Regions from separate parts of the Homo sapiens genome. Here region 2 is linked to region 1. A link is a contact called in ENCODE Hi-C or POLR2A ChIA-PET data. All regions are on one chromosome and are shown on one strand. Each heading gives the region's core, a stretch centred on a gene start or an enhancer-like site at or near the end of the contact. The rest is flanking DNA. Distances are from core to core; before and after follow the strand shown. Region 1 holds the start of STOM (stomatin). Region 2 holds the start of TRAF1 (TNF receptor associated factor 1).

Evidence for each region. Hi-C counts contacts between places; a loop is a spot of excess contacts on that map. ChIA-PET counts read pairs that join two places held with the same protein, here RNA polymerase II (POLR2A). Pooled maps may share reads with other maps.
Region 2: a pooled map shows a loop between it and region 1 (3-fold over the local background). The contact joins the promoter of TRAF1 here to the promoter of STOM in region 1. A Hi-C loop is called at or near these places in 1 of 37 single-sample maps with no recorded cell type and 9 of 50 pooled maps. POLR2A ChIA-PET finds 5 or more read pairs at or near these places in 2 of 52 experiments (GM12878 and activated T-cell).

The regions. Positions count from the first base shown.
Region 1 is chr9:121,368,615-121,375,145 of GRCh38, reverse strand. It overlaps STOM (stomatin), which reads left to right and starts at 4,896. Exons shown (of 7, transcript NM_004099.6): 1 at 4,896-5,019. The coding sequence starts at 4,959. LOC102723324 (a long non-coding RNA gene) reads right to left here and starts at 5,253. Exons shown (of 7, transcript NR_187160.1): 1 at 5,180-5,253. RefSeq lists enhancers at 4,382-4,471, 3,931-4,891.
Region 2 is chr9:120,921,626-120,928,269 of GRCh38, reverse strand. It overlaps TRAF1 (TNF receptor associated factor 1), which reads left to right and starts at 1,474. Exons shown (of 8, transcript NM_005658.5): 1 at 1,474-1,720; 2 at 1,969-2,334; 3 at 4,478-4,565. The coding sequence starts at 2,195. RefSeq lists enhancers at 1,196-1,515, 1,856-2,195, 2,656-2,725, 2,322-2,845.

The DNA.
Region 1 (6,531 bases), core at 3,647-6,146:
AATTTGTTAGTCCCATCCTAGAGAAAATGTCACAGACAGATGTAATTTGATGGTATTGCTGTTCTCTCAAGGTATTTAGTTAGCTGACTTCCATAAAAGCATCGAAAACATCCTGGATTAGCAATTTAAAGGAAAAAAAAAAGACTTTTCTATTGTTCTTATTAAAGCACTGCTATGGACACAGGAAAAAGGCTAATTAAATTTCCTTCTGTCTTATTCAATTACGGATTCATGGTGCATATCTGTCTTTAACCTGATCTCCAAGTCTTAATGTTATCACTATTACCATCAATCAATACTTAATTTGGTACCTTGAATATGCTAGGCAAATAACAGCAAAATAAAACATAAAGGAAATACGGAACGGCCAGGCGTGGTGGCTCACGCCAGTAATCCCAGCACTTTGGGAGGCCAAGGCAGGTGGATCACGAGGTTAGGAGATCGAGACCATCCTGGCTAACACAGTGAAACCCCGTCTCTACTAAAAATACAAAAAATTAGCCAGGCGTGGTGGCAGGTGCCTGTAGTCCCAGCTACTCGGGAGGCTGAGGCCGAAGAATTGCTTGAACCCAGGAGGCAGAGGTTGCAGTGAGTCGAGATCATGCCATTGCACTCCAGCCTGGGTGACAGAGCAACATTCCATCTAAAAAATAAAAAATAAAAATAAAAAATAAAGGAAATATGGAACATCTACTCTGATTTTCAAACTATATATAAGTATCCTTCAAATAACAACTAGAGGAAAAATTCACCAAAATTGTAATAGCAGTTTTGTTAGAGGTGATAAGAAATTCTCTCTTCAAAGTACTCACAATTTTATATGTCTCCATTTAAAAAGCATAATGTTATTTATTTATTTATTTTATTTTATTTTTTGAGATGGAATCTCACTCTGTTGCCTAAGCTGGAGTGCAGTGGCATGATCTCCGCTCACTGCAACCTCCGCCTCCCGGGTTCAAGCAATTCTCCTGCCTCAGCCTCCCAAGTAGCTGGGATTACAAGCATGCGCCACCATGCCCGGCTAATTTTTTGTATTTTCAGTAGAGGCGGGGTTTTACCATGTTGCCCAGGCTGGTCTCAAACTCCTGACCTCAAGTGATCTGCCTACCTCAGCCTCCCAAAGTTCTGGGATACAGGCATGAGCCACTGCGCCTGGCCATAAGGTTCTTTAAAAAAAATCATTCTAACTTCTAATCATTACTGGGAGAAAATTTAAGATTAAAAATCCTCCAAAAGGAGAAAGGGATGTACTAATATTTGTTTTTTTCTAATCTTAAGAGTGAGAAATTGATTTTTAAAGTACATTTAATCAATACATTTATAACAGAATATGCACGAGAAAGCCAGAATACACCAATTTCATGGGCAAGTGAGAGTAAGCATATTTAAATAAAAAATTGGAAACTCTATTCTAAAAGCAGTTTAAAAATCAAGTCAAAGCTTGTTCTTAGTTTAGGGCCAGGAATTAGTTTTAGAACTGATGCAATCTGAAACCAGAGCCAAGAAGTGTTTACCAAAGTCTTTACCCCAAAGGGAGACACTTCTAATTCTCCAGAAGGGACACTACACTGTTAAGATTGTCTTGAGACTTGGGCTTAGGTAACTGATAGGGGTACACATATTAAATTCATTTTGAAATACCATTTTCCTTTCCAACAAAAATGAAACCTAAATCCTTTTTCACAATATGCAATTTGTAATCAAGGCCTCCTCTACCGAAGGGTTTAATTAGTTTCTTGTGTATTTGCTCCTCTTTCCTGGGAATGACAGGATAAACGGGAAGTTTATGTCTCCAGGGCTTATTCGTTACAGAATGGAAAAATGAAGCTATGGACTTTCTCAAGGATGATTTAGAGAGAAGGGATCATTAAATTACTGTACTCCCCTCCTTATCTTCTCCAGAAGGCTAACAAAGTGACTGCACAAGCTGCACTCCATCCCAGGAATACAAACAGTTCTTGGCCAGTATTTGACTAAAAGTCAACTGCAAGCTCTGAGTCAGGTTTTGATCACACACTGGAGCCTGTTCCTGCAAGCAAAGATCATCTTAATGCCTCTCTTAACACCTGTTGTGTCTGCTCCCGTTTCCGTCCTGATAGTCACAAAGCTCCAGAGCTGTAAAATCAGAGAGAAAGTCTACCATTTCATATGACCTAAGCACCACAAGGTGTTGGGTAGTACACAGCCAAATATTGAGCACATTAAGAAAGAAGTGCTCCTCCTGAGGGAGATCTTTGTGGTAATGGAATAGTTCTGTATCAATTACTGTGGTTATATCAATCTACACATGTTAAAATGGCACAGAACTATAAATACATTTTGTGCCACTGTCAATTTCCTGGTTTTGATACTCTAGTTAAGTAAGACGTAACTATTGGGGGAAACTGGGTAAAGGGGACATGTGACCTCTCTGTACTGTTGTTGCAAATTCCTGTGAATCTGTACTTATTTCAAAATCGAATGTTTTTATAAGTGCACCTTGTGTACATTAACATACTTTGAACATTGTGCAATAGAACAAGTCTAATGCAAACACAGCCTACTTTCCAAATATGAGGTCTTCAGCCACACCCCAAGAGAAGGCCTGAGGTTGGGAATGCCCTTGCACATGCTTTTCCCTCTACCTGGGATACCCTTTCCCACCTCCTGCACCGCTTATTCCCCTTCCCCAGGCTGGCTCCTTCTCATTTCTCAGGCGACATCTCAAAGCCCCTTCCTTACAGAGGTGTTCCCCTGTCCTAACCTTTGCTGTTCTCCGAATATTCCACTCCTTTCACAGCTTCCTTCACCATGTGTAATGATTCAATTACTTGTTTGTGGCCCATCTCCCAACTAGAGTATAAGGTAAACTCCACGAGGCCCTTAGCACACTCCCTGCCACATGGAAGATGCTCCAAGAAGATTTTGTTTGAATAAATGACCCCACCGACTGAATGGACTCCCTTGTGGCCAAGGGGACTCCAGAAAACTTTAAAACTGAGTTCCCAGCCAATGACAGGACAGAAGGTCAGACTCGCCTCATTATAACTTCATCGTATTGGAGTTTAGACACAACAGCTGACCAGCATTAACGTTAAAACACAGATCATAAGACTGACAGAACAGACTGTTTGTGACAATAAGATACCAAATTATAAACAAATTATACCTAAGGTCATGCCAGGCAAAGGTTAAGGCACACATCCCTTCACTTAGAGAATAAACTGTGTTCTAACTGCCACAAGGTTGTTCTCTTTCTCTAGCAGCTTAACAAGCACTGGCCTCGAGATAAGCAATATTAAAACAATTTGCAGCTCCACCAGATGTGGCCTAATGGAACCCCTATTCCACCAGCCATCATTACAGCTTTAATTGGACAAGAGGCTGATTTCAGTAACTTTCTCCTCATAGGAAAACTACCGACCATGGACTGGCTCTGGCTAGTTTACACAGACTGCATACTTGCACACCTTCCTGTCCTGAAAAGACCTTTTGACGCATGGGGTCTAACTGTAATACATGTATTGTTATTATTTTTTAGAGTCCATCAGGCTGGAGTGCAGTGATCTGATCATACATCACTGCAGCCTCCAACTCTTGGGCTCAAGTGATCCTCCTGCCCCAGCCTCCTGACTAGTTGGGACCGCAAGCACACACCACCCCACCTGGCTATTTTTTTTTTACTTTTTGTAGAGATGGGGACGTCACCATGCAGGCCAGGCATTTAACATTTAATTGGTAACTCTTCACTCCAAAATGAACATGGGTTGTATGTTACATGCATGTTTGCTCAATGGGCATGCGTCAGGACCACCCTCATGAATATTCATAGCTCCTCCTGTCACCTGCTGAATATGCATGTCTACCCAAGCTGTTCAGCATAAAGCCGCTACTCCAACCCCTCCTCCAACGAAATGCCTGTCTCTGGTCCTGGCCATTCTCCAGCCTGCGGAATGGCCACCTTGCAGGCTGTAACCCCTTACAAGAAATAAAGTCTCCTCTCCTGTTTTTTTGTTTTTTGTTTTGTTTTTTTGAGACGGAGTCTCGCTCTGTCACCCAGGCCATCTCGGCTCACTGCAACCTCTGCCTCCCAAGTTCAAGCGATTCTCCTGCCTCAGCCTCCCAAGTAGCTGGGATTACAGGCGCGCGCCACACGCCCGGCTAATTTTTGTATTTTTAGCAGAGACGGGGTTTCACCATGTTGGCCAAGCTGGTCTCGAACTTCTAACCTCAGATGATCTACCCGCCTCGGCCTTCCAACGTGCTGGGATTACAGGCGTGAGCCACCGCGCCCGGCCTCCTCTCCTTTTCCAAATTTATACATTTTGATTTTCTTAACACACCTCACTCGAGTTCGTTCACTTCGGCTGCGGCGTGATCTGCCGGCCCTCTCAGCTCAGGCTGACCTCAGCGCCCTCACTTCGGCCACTTCTGTGTCCCTCAGTCTTCTCCCCTCAACTCGGACCTCGCGCCCTCATGACAGGGCGCCATTTTCTTCCCTCTAACTCCTCAGCCCAGAGGAGGCGCCTTGGTCCCGTACCTCTGCCCGGCAAGGCGACTTTTCTTCACTTGCACTTTTGCCTCGGGTCATCCTCTGCTGCTACCTCCCCACTATCCTCACCATCTGCTCCACGTCCCGTGGCTTCCGCCCTCCCTTCCGGTGCAGGGCCCCGGCCTCATACCCACAGCCTTGGGGGCTCTCGCCCCTCAGGCCACGCCCCTCAGGCCACGCCCCTCAGCCCACAGAACTAGCGGGAAGTGACTGCGAAGCAGTCGCGCCGTGGAGGGACAGGAGGGCGGGGATTGGGAGGTGGGTCCTCCTCGATCCTGGGCGTTGATTGGCCAACTCTCACGAGGGCGGGACCTCGATTGGGGGCGGGGCGGCAATCTGGGTCTTGTGCCTCTGGCTCCTCAGGGCATTCCCGGCGGCTCCGGGTTTGGCAACGAGGACGGGGGAGTGCGACTGCGTCTCGGGCAGCATGGCCGAGAAGCGGCACACACGGGACTCCGAAGCCCAGCGGCTCCCCGACTCCTTCAAGGGTGAGTCCCGCGTCCCCTGACCCTCCCCCGTGGACCGAGCCCCCGCCCGCAGCGTGCGCTCCGAGGTCTGACAGCCGGGCTCCTGGCCAGTCTCCGCTGCTTCGGGCTGGGCGAGATCTCAAAGCCGCGGCTCCTCCCTAGTAAACTGAGCATCACGAACCCTGTTTGGCAGACTGAGGTCACGATGGAGGGGTGGCGGGCTGCCAACGGCACGTTTCCCATCGCACGGGCCCTGGTTATCTCGCGGCCGCCAGATGCCAAGCCCCATGCCAGGGCTGCACTATCTCGTGTCACGCACGCGGACTAGGAAACGCAGAGGGAACTGGCAGCCAGCGAGGCGGGGACCGGGACCCCACATCTCACCCTTTGCCCACTCCCCTTCTTTCCCGACTCACTCTCTCGAAGGCCGCCTCCTCCACCCAGCCCTGGCCTGGCCCCAGGGTGAACCCCCTCCTCCCCCAATCCCACCTCCCGAAACTTAGACCGATTTGCAGAAGGAAGAAGTCTCTCTGGCTTTCTTCTTACCTCTCTTTCTAGCTCCACTTTCTGCCCCATTTTTCCCCCTCCGCTTTCCTCTGCGTTTTGGAGAACTCTCCTTCCCGGCTTTTGTTCCTCGCCAGGAACCCTGAGTTCTCCCACCCTCACCCCCACCCTCCCTTCCCAGTCTTCAAGGCAGGAGCTGTAAGTGGCTCAGTCTCGTTCCCCTGTGGAGGAACTGGTACTCTGGGGAGGGGGTTCCAATAAAGAGAGATGGTGGACCTCTCAGGAGTCCTGGTACCCACTCAGGAGCTCTTAGTGATCCAGAGGAATTACAGTGTTTCTAAAGATGGAATTTCAGGCAGGATGGCAGTGAAAGCAATTTAGAGGGCTGGGTGGTCCTTTCCAGGACCCCTCAAAGAACATGACATTGGAGTCATCTATTCTGATTATTTGTAAAGCCAGCTTTATCCACAGCATCTTAGCTATAAGTTCCATTTCCCTTGTCCAGGGATCCCTGTGTTCAGTTCCTTCCCAGGAGCATCAAAGGAATTACAGAAATCTTTATTCCTCACTTTTTGTCTACTAATAACGTTGCAGGTTATCTTCCCAAATGGAGAGTGTAACAGGGAGGAGTTGATGAGAATAATGGCAACCACAACAACAAAAATTGAAACTAAATAGGTCAGGCTCCGTATCACTTTTTTTTTTTTTTTTGAGACGGAGTTTCGCTTTTCTTGCCCAGGCTGGAGTGTGATCTCCGCTCACTGCAACCTCCGCCTCCCGAGTTCAAGTGATTCTCCTGCCTCATCCTCCCAAGTAGCTGGGATTACAGGCGTGCACCACCATGCCCAGCTGATTTTGTATTTTTTGTAGATACAGGGTTTCACCATGTTGGTCAGGCTGGTCTCAAACTCCTGACCTCAAGTGATCCACACGCCTCGGCCTCCCAAAGTGCTGGGATTACAGGCATGAGCCACCGCGACCCCCCCAGTGCCACGTATTTTATGTATATATTATTTTATTGAATCTTCA
Region 2 (6,644 bases), core at 225-2,724, 440 kb after region 1:
GAATAAAGAGTGTTTTAAAAGCGTGCGTGGTTACAGGACTGGCTCTGGGTTCAGGGGTCCCCACTCACTAGCTGTGAGACCTTGAACAAGTCGCTTAGCCTCTCTGTGCCTCAGTTTTCTCATCTGTAAGGTGGGGATGATGATGGCAATACCTGCTTCACAGAGTGAAAATTAGATGAGATGATGTCTGTAAAATTACGTAAGACGGTACCCAAAAGTAGTACTATTTTTCCCTTTTCTTATTAGAGCAGGTTGCGCACGTTTTGATGTCCGTGGGAATGAGCAGGTAGAGAGGGTGGTATTGAGGCCGGAGGGGAGAGAAGGGACCCACAGATGGGGAGAGAAGTCTTGGGTGCCTGTTTTATCCCAAACCAGGGGAAGGAGGGAACAGGTAGGGCTGGCTGCAGGAAAGCTTGCAGGTATGGGGTACACAGTTAAAAGGGAGTGTCTTCTGATAGTCTTGATGCAGGCCTGGAGGTCGTTTGTTATGGGGGTGGAGGTCCTGATGTACATTGTGGCGGTAAGATGCCGTGCTGTCTTTGCCACCAGCCTGTGGCAGCCCTGGTGTTACACCAGGGCAGGTGGGCAGTTTAATGTATCTCAGGCCAGATGACCTGCCCTGCCCACCTGTTGAGGCTCCAGTAGATAGACGTGAAAGCACAGTATAAGCATAATGCACCACTTTAATCCTTTTCTCTGAGGAGCTGGAAGGCCTGTAGTCACCATCTGAGCCAAATGTCATTCAAGTACTTCACTTGGGTTACACACCACACTTTGACCCACTATCTCATTTAGTCATCACAACAAATGGGTGAAATAGGTATTATTGTCCCATTTTACAGATGCAGAATCTGAGTTTCAGGGAAGTTAAGGACTTTGTCCCAGGGCCCACAGTTAGTAAGCAGTGGACCCAGGATTTCAACTCAGCTCTGTCTGACCTCAAAACCCATGATCTGAAACCACTGTGAAAGTTTGCAAAACCTCTGTAGCAGCCAAGCAGGATGGAAAGATGTGTAGGGATTGTCTTCTCCATTTGATAGATGAGACAAGAGCTGGGTACTCTGATCTCCATCCCAAGCACACAGAGCTTGGGGCCCCACAGCCCTGGTGTGAATCCCACTCCACTACCAGAGGCTGTGTGCCTTTGGACCAGGCATCTTGCTTCTCTGACCCTATATACAGCTGCAGAAGAATTCCTTGCAGGTTGCTGTAAGGATTTGGAGGGAAACTGTTGCCCAGCACACAGTACACATTCTGGGAGCCATCGTTTCCCCAGTGCACTTTTCCTGCAAATGTGGATCTACATCCCACTTGGATGCTGAGACCAGCTGCTGTGATCTTGCATTTGTTTAGCGCTTTGTTCTCCTTGAGGCAGTAAAGTGGTGGCACCTGACCGGAGCATGTAGCCACCTATGACTTCCTGAGTGGGGTGGTGTGGGGAGGGCCCTGAGGAGTCTGTGGTCCTAGGCCTTGGATTTCATCAGGGCTTTCCTGCTCCTTCTGGTTGCCTCAGTCCCAGGCAAGATAGGGTCCCAGAATCTTACAGCCCAGAGGCCACCTGTTGCAACTTCTTTTTTACAGATGGAGTCATCAGAACCCACTGTGAGGAAGTGACTTCTCCTTGAGGTCACCCAGACACTCCAAACAGAGCAGAGCAAAAGCGCCTAGAACTTGAAATTTTGGACCTGTCTCCAACACCCTGGGGATTTCCACCAGGAAGGTGAGCACCCCCACTGAGAATTCCAGGCTGCTCAGAGGTGCCAGGGAACACAGACCAGGGACCAGCTGTGGCCCCCTCCTCCGATGTGCCCAGGGAAGTGGGGGAAGCCAGCGGCAGCCTGCGATTCTCAACCAGGGGAACTCTCACTGTGCTTTCTGAGAGTCTGTGACACGGGTCATTTTCTCTGACTTGCTCTCTTGCTTTTTCTCACTCTAAAAAAAAAAAAAAATGACTGGACACTCCTAAAGCCTTCAGTCACCATCCAGGGGATTTTTATCGCCACAAAGGGTAATTCCTGCTCCATCCCTGCTGTGACTCAGCTGTGACGTTGAACCACACAAGCCAGAGAGAAGAAGATAAAGTCATCAGAGCTCCTACTCACCAGAGAGTGAGGCCCAGGCCAGGACTCCACAAGGCTGGTCCCCTGCCCTGGAGCAACTTAAACAGGCCCTCTGGCCAGCCTGGAACCCTGAGATGGCCTCCAGCTCAGGCAGCAGTCCTCGCCCGGCCCCTGATGAGAATGAGTTTCCCTTTGGGTGCCCTCCCACCGTCTGCCAGGACCCAAAGGAGCCCAGGGCTCTCTGCTGTGCAGGCTGTCTCTCTGAGAACCCGAGGTGAGGTGATGGAGGAGCGGAGGGTGGGCAGAAAGTGGGTGCCAGGGAGGGACCCCTGATGGGAGGTGAGGGGCAGAGGAGCCTGTGACTTCAGGCGGTGACTTTTCTTCTCTGGGCCTCAGTTTCCACACCCTTTTCTCACACTCCCTGACACTGCCCCTCTGGCTGTGGTGGAAGGAGAGGAAGCCACAGAAAGGCATCAGCTCCCACAGGGGAAAGCCATCCACACCGAGGAGAGCCTCGAGGCTGTGAGGCCACTGTCTCACTGTGTGGTCTGGTGCTCTGCTAATGTCCCTAAGCCGCAGCTCGCTTGTCTGTAAAGCTGTTTTCTGTGTCATAGAATTGTTAATGAAGCCCAATGAATAATAATCACAAAAGTCCTTATAATAACAAATATAAACCTCTTGGTGAATGACAAACTGTTAGACGAATATCTCTCCTTCCACAGCATTGCTCATCACCTCAGACCGTTTGCTGGGAACCCTTTTGGAGGGGACAAAGAGATCGATATATATTTGTGTATTTAATGATACTTAAAATATTAACAACCCAGAAAGGCATGATATCAGTACTATTGTGGACATCCCTCTTTAAGCAATTATGCACCTACTGTGTGCCAAATGCTCTGCCCTTGGGTCCTCAGCACAACTTAGAGGGGTGGATACTATTATGATCCTATTTTACAAATGAGAACACTGAGGCCTAACAGATTAGGTCAGCTTTGGTCAGTTTCCTGGCAAATATGCCCTTAAACTATCTCATGTGATGACCTTTTGTTTGCGGTTTTACAGCTTAAGAAGGTGGCAAAGCTGAATCAGGCAAGTGAGAAGTTCAAACATGACGACAAAGGAGGAGGCTGTGAGAATAGCGAGGAGAGGCTGTGGCCGTGGAAAGGCCAGCCAGGAGGTGGAGGAGCAGAGGTTCACTGGTTTTACCATCAAGCGGATTGTCAGGGTTCAGCTCAGGCTCTGGTAGTGGGTCTCCTGGTTTCCCCTCTCCCTCCTTCCAAAACCTGGCAGAGGAGGGAGCTGATTGGAAGTTGGAGGGCTGAGGCCTGAGGCCTAAGTCCTGAAGAGCTTCTACTCAGCTCTGCTCCTGACTCACTCTACCTTGACCAATCCACATGCCCTCTGGGGCCTCATTCCCTCACTTGTAAAATAGACTATCTCGGTAGCGGTAGCAGGTCAGAGACACCAGGAGCTTTGTAAAAACACAGTTGCTGGCCAGGCGCAGTGGCTCATGCCTGTAATCCCAGCACTTTGGCAGGCCGAGGCAGGAGGATCACTTGAGGTCAGGAGTTTGAGACCAGCCTGGCCAACAAGGTGAAACCTCATCTCTACTAAAAATACAAGAATTAGCTGGGTGTGGTGGTGTGCACCTGTAATCCCAGCTACTTGGGAGGCTAAGGCATGAGAATCACTTGAACCTGGGAGGCAGAGGTTGCAGTGAGCTGAGATCGCACCACTGCACTCCAGCCTGGGCTACAGAGTAAGACCCTGTCTCAAAAAAAGAAAAACCCCCAAAAAACAGACAAAAAACCCACGGGTACCCAGGTGTTACCCATTAGAATCTGACACCCATTCCTGATTAAGAACCTCTAGGACAGATGTTCTCTGAGGCCCTTTCTTGTTCTAATAGGCCATGATCCTCTGTAATTACTAAACATATAAGACCAAAACCAAATGGAGGACCAAATGAGAAGAGCAAATATAGTCACATGTCAGCAATCTTTTGCCTAAACCCCTGAGATCAGATGTGTTTTGTAATTCAGAATTTTTTTTAGAAAAGCAAATCAGGGCATCATGTAATTGTGGCAGGGAATGCGGCAGTGCCCTGTAATCAAGCACATTAATGTTTCTGCAATGAAACATGTATATATTCACACTAAGTGGGGCAAGTAAGGGCTATAATAGCTTCCGGTCAGTGCAGTCACGGCAGGTTTGGCAGCCCAGGAAGCTCACTGCAAACTACCAAAAAATGTGGGATACTCGGCAGTTTTGCGATTTAGGAACTGTGGCTCTGGGATTGTGGACGTACATGATCACCACCCTGCTGATAGTTGAGGCTTCTGGAGCTGTCAGGAGAGTGGATGGTGCAGGGAGCTGTAGTGCCTCTCTCCAAGGCTTTGTCCATGTTTCCCCAGGAATGGCGAGGATCAGATCTGCCCCAAATGCAGAGGGGAAGACCTCCAGTCTATAAGCCCAGGAAGCCGTCTTCGAACTCAGGAGAAGGTACGTTGGCACATCACAGAAAGGCATTTGTCCGTTGTCTTGATTTTTCCAGGTTGAAGCCAAGTAGACAGCTGCCCACTCCACCCCTGGCAGGCACCTCCCAACTAGTCCTGAGTCCAGACTGAATTTGCTTTATAAGGAATAAGGAGACTGATGTTCACAGTGGTGAAGTGTCTTGCCTAAAGCTACCTGGCAATAGACTTAGAGTGAGAACAGTCCAGACCAGGGGTCCACAAACTACGGTTCATGGGCCACATTCTGGCCCACCACCTAAGCAACGAGCTAAGAGTGGTTTTTATATTTTCAAATGGTTGAAAAAATCAGAAGAATGATAGGCCATGCATAATGACCTGTAATTCTCGAGGCTGTGAGGCCACTCTCTCACTGTGTGGCCTGCTGCACTGCTAATGTTCTCAAGCCACAGCTTGCTTGTCTGTAAAACTGTTTTCTGCATCACAGAATTGTTATGAGCCCCAATCAATAATAATCAAAAAAGTTCTTATAATAACAAATATAAACCCCTTGGTAAATGACAAACATGCCTGTAATTCTGAAGTGTTAGAATTCAAATTACATAGAATTACATGCCTGTAATTCTAACACTTTGGGAGGCCGAGGTGGGCGGAGAGCTTGAGCCCAGGAGTTTGATACTAGCCTGGGCAACATGATGAAACCACATGTTTACAAAAAATATAAAAACTAACCTGGCATGGTGGCACATGCCTGTAGTCCCAGTTAGTCTGGAGGCTGAGGTAGGAGAGTCGCCTGAGCCTGGGGAGGTCGAGGCTGCAGTGAACCATGATCGTGCCACTACACTCCAGCCTGGGTAGCAGAATGAGACCCTGTCTCAAAAAAACAAAAAAAGATATTTTGGGACACATGAAAATTATATAAAATTGAGTACTTGCAACAAAGACTTCATAGCCCAAAATATTTACTATCCACCCCTTTACATAAAAAAGGTTAGCAAACTCCTCATCTAGATGGTTCTGTCTGCCTCTGTTTGCCTTTAGGTGGGGAGAGACCATTATCAGCTCACGTCCTGAGCTCTGTCAAACGGTGCTTCTAGGAATAAGAGACACATTTGGAAGTGTGATAGGCCAGAGAGACATTTTCAGGAGCTACAATTTAGAACCCTGGCCCTCCCAAGCTGGAAGGACCCTCATAGGTTACATGTCCTGCTCAGAGGTTCCCACATGCTATCCAGAACTGATCCATTCCCACCAGCTCATGACAAAATGATAAAAATAAGGCAATTCTATAAATCAGTTTATGTAAACTAAATTCTTTCCATTTATAAAACCAAACTTTTACTCTGAGATTGCGTCTGTCCTATGCATGTCTTTATATAAATGAAAGGATGTAATCGTAGATGATAGTTTTTGGCAAAGCCTTTGCTAAGTAAAATTAAAAAGATGACAATCTCTTTGTTAATCTCTCAATTTAAAAAAAAACACACTCGTATTGGTCCACGAATCCAAACAGGCAGGAGTCACTGCTCAAAATCAAATCCTCTTGTTTACACACGGGGCCCTGAGACCTGCAGAGGAGTCTCGTTGCTCAGCCGCCCTCTCTACCTCCACTGGGAAGTGCCTGGCTCCTTTCAGCCAAAGCCCTCTTCTTGCAGCAAACTGTGGCCCAGGGATCAGGAGCCTGATGTCCAGGGGTGGTTCTGCATAATTCTCTGCTTGGCTAGCAGCAATTCCCAGGCCCTGTTTCTGTATCTGTAAAATGAGGATATTAAGTCAGCTCTGCAAGGCCTTTCCAGGATCTGTGATGTCCAGACCGTGATAGCAGTGCTGGCAGGGCAGCTATCCCCCTACCGCTGGACCAGAGGCAGGCGAGTGTCCACACCTCCTTCTCCTTTCTCTGAGCTGGTCCCTCTCATTCAGAGAGTTCAGGGGAATTTCCTGTCCCACCCAGAGCTGGTTTTGAGCACTCTCCCATCTGCTTCTCAGCAACCTCTCCATCGGCAGGCCCTCAGAGAGTAAGAGTAAGGACCAAATGCATGTTCTTGGAACTTTACACTCTGCAACGTGGTAAGAGTTAATATGATATGCTGCTCCGTGGAGTAACTCC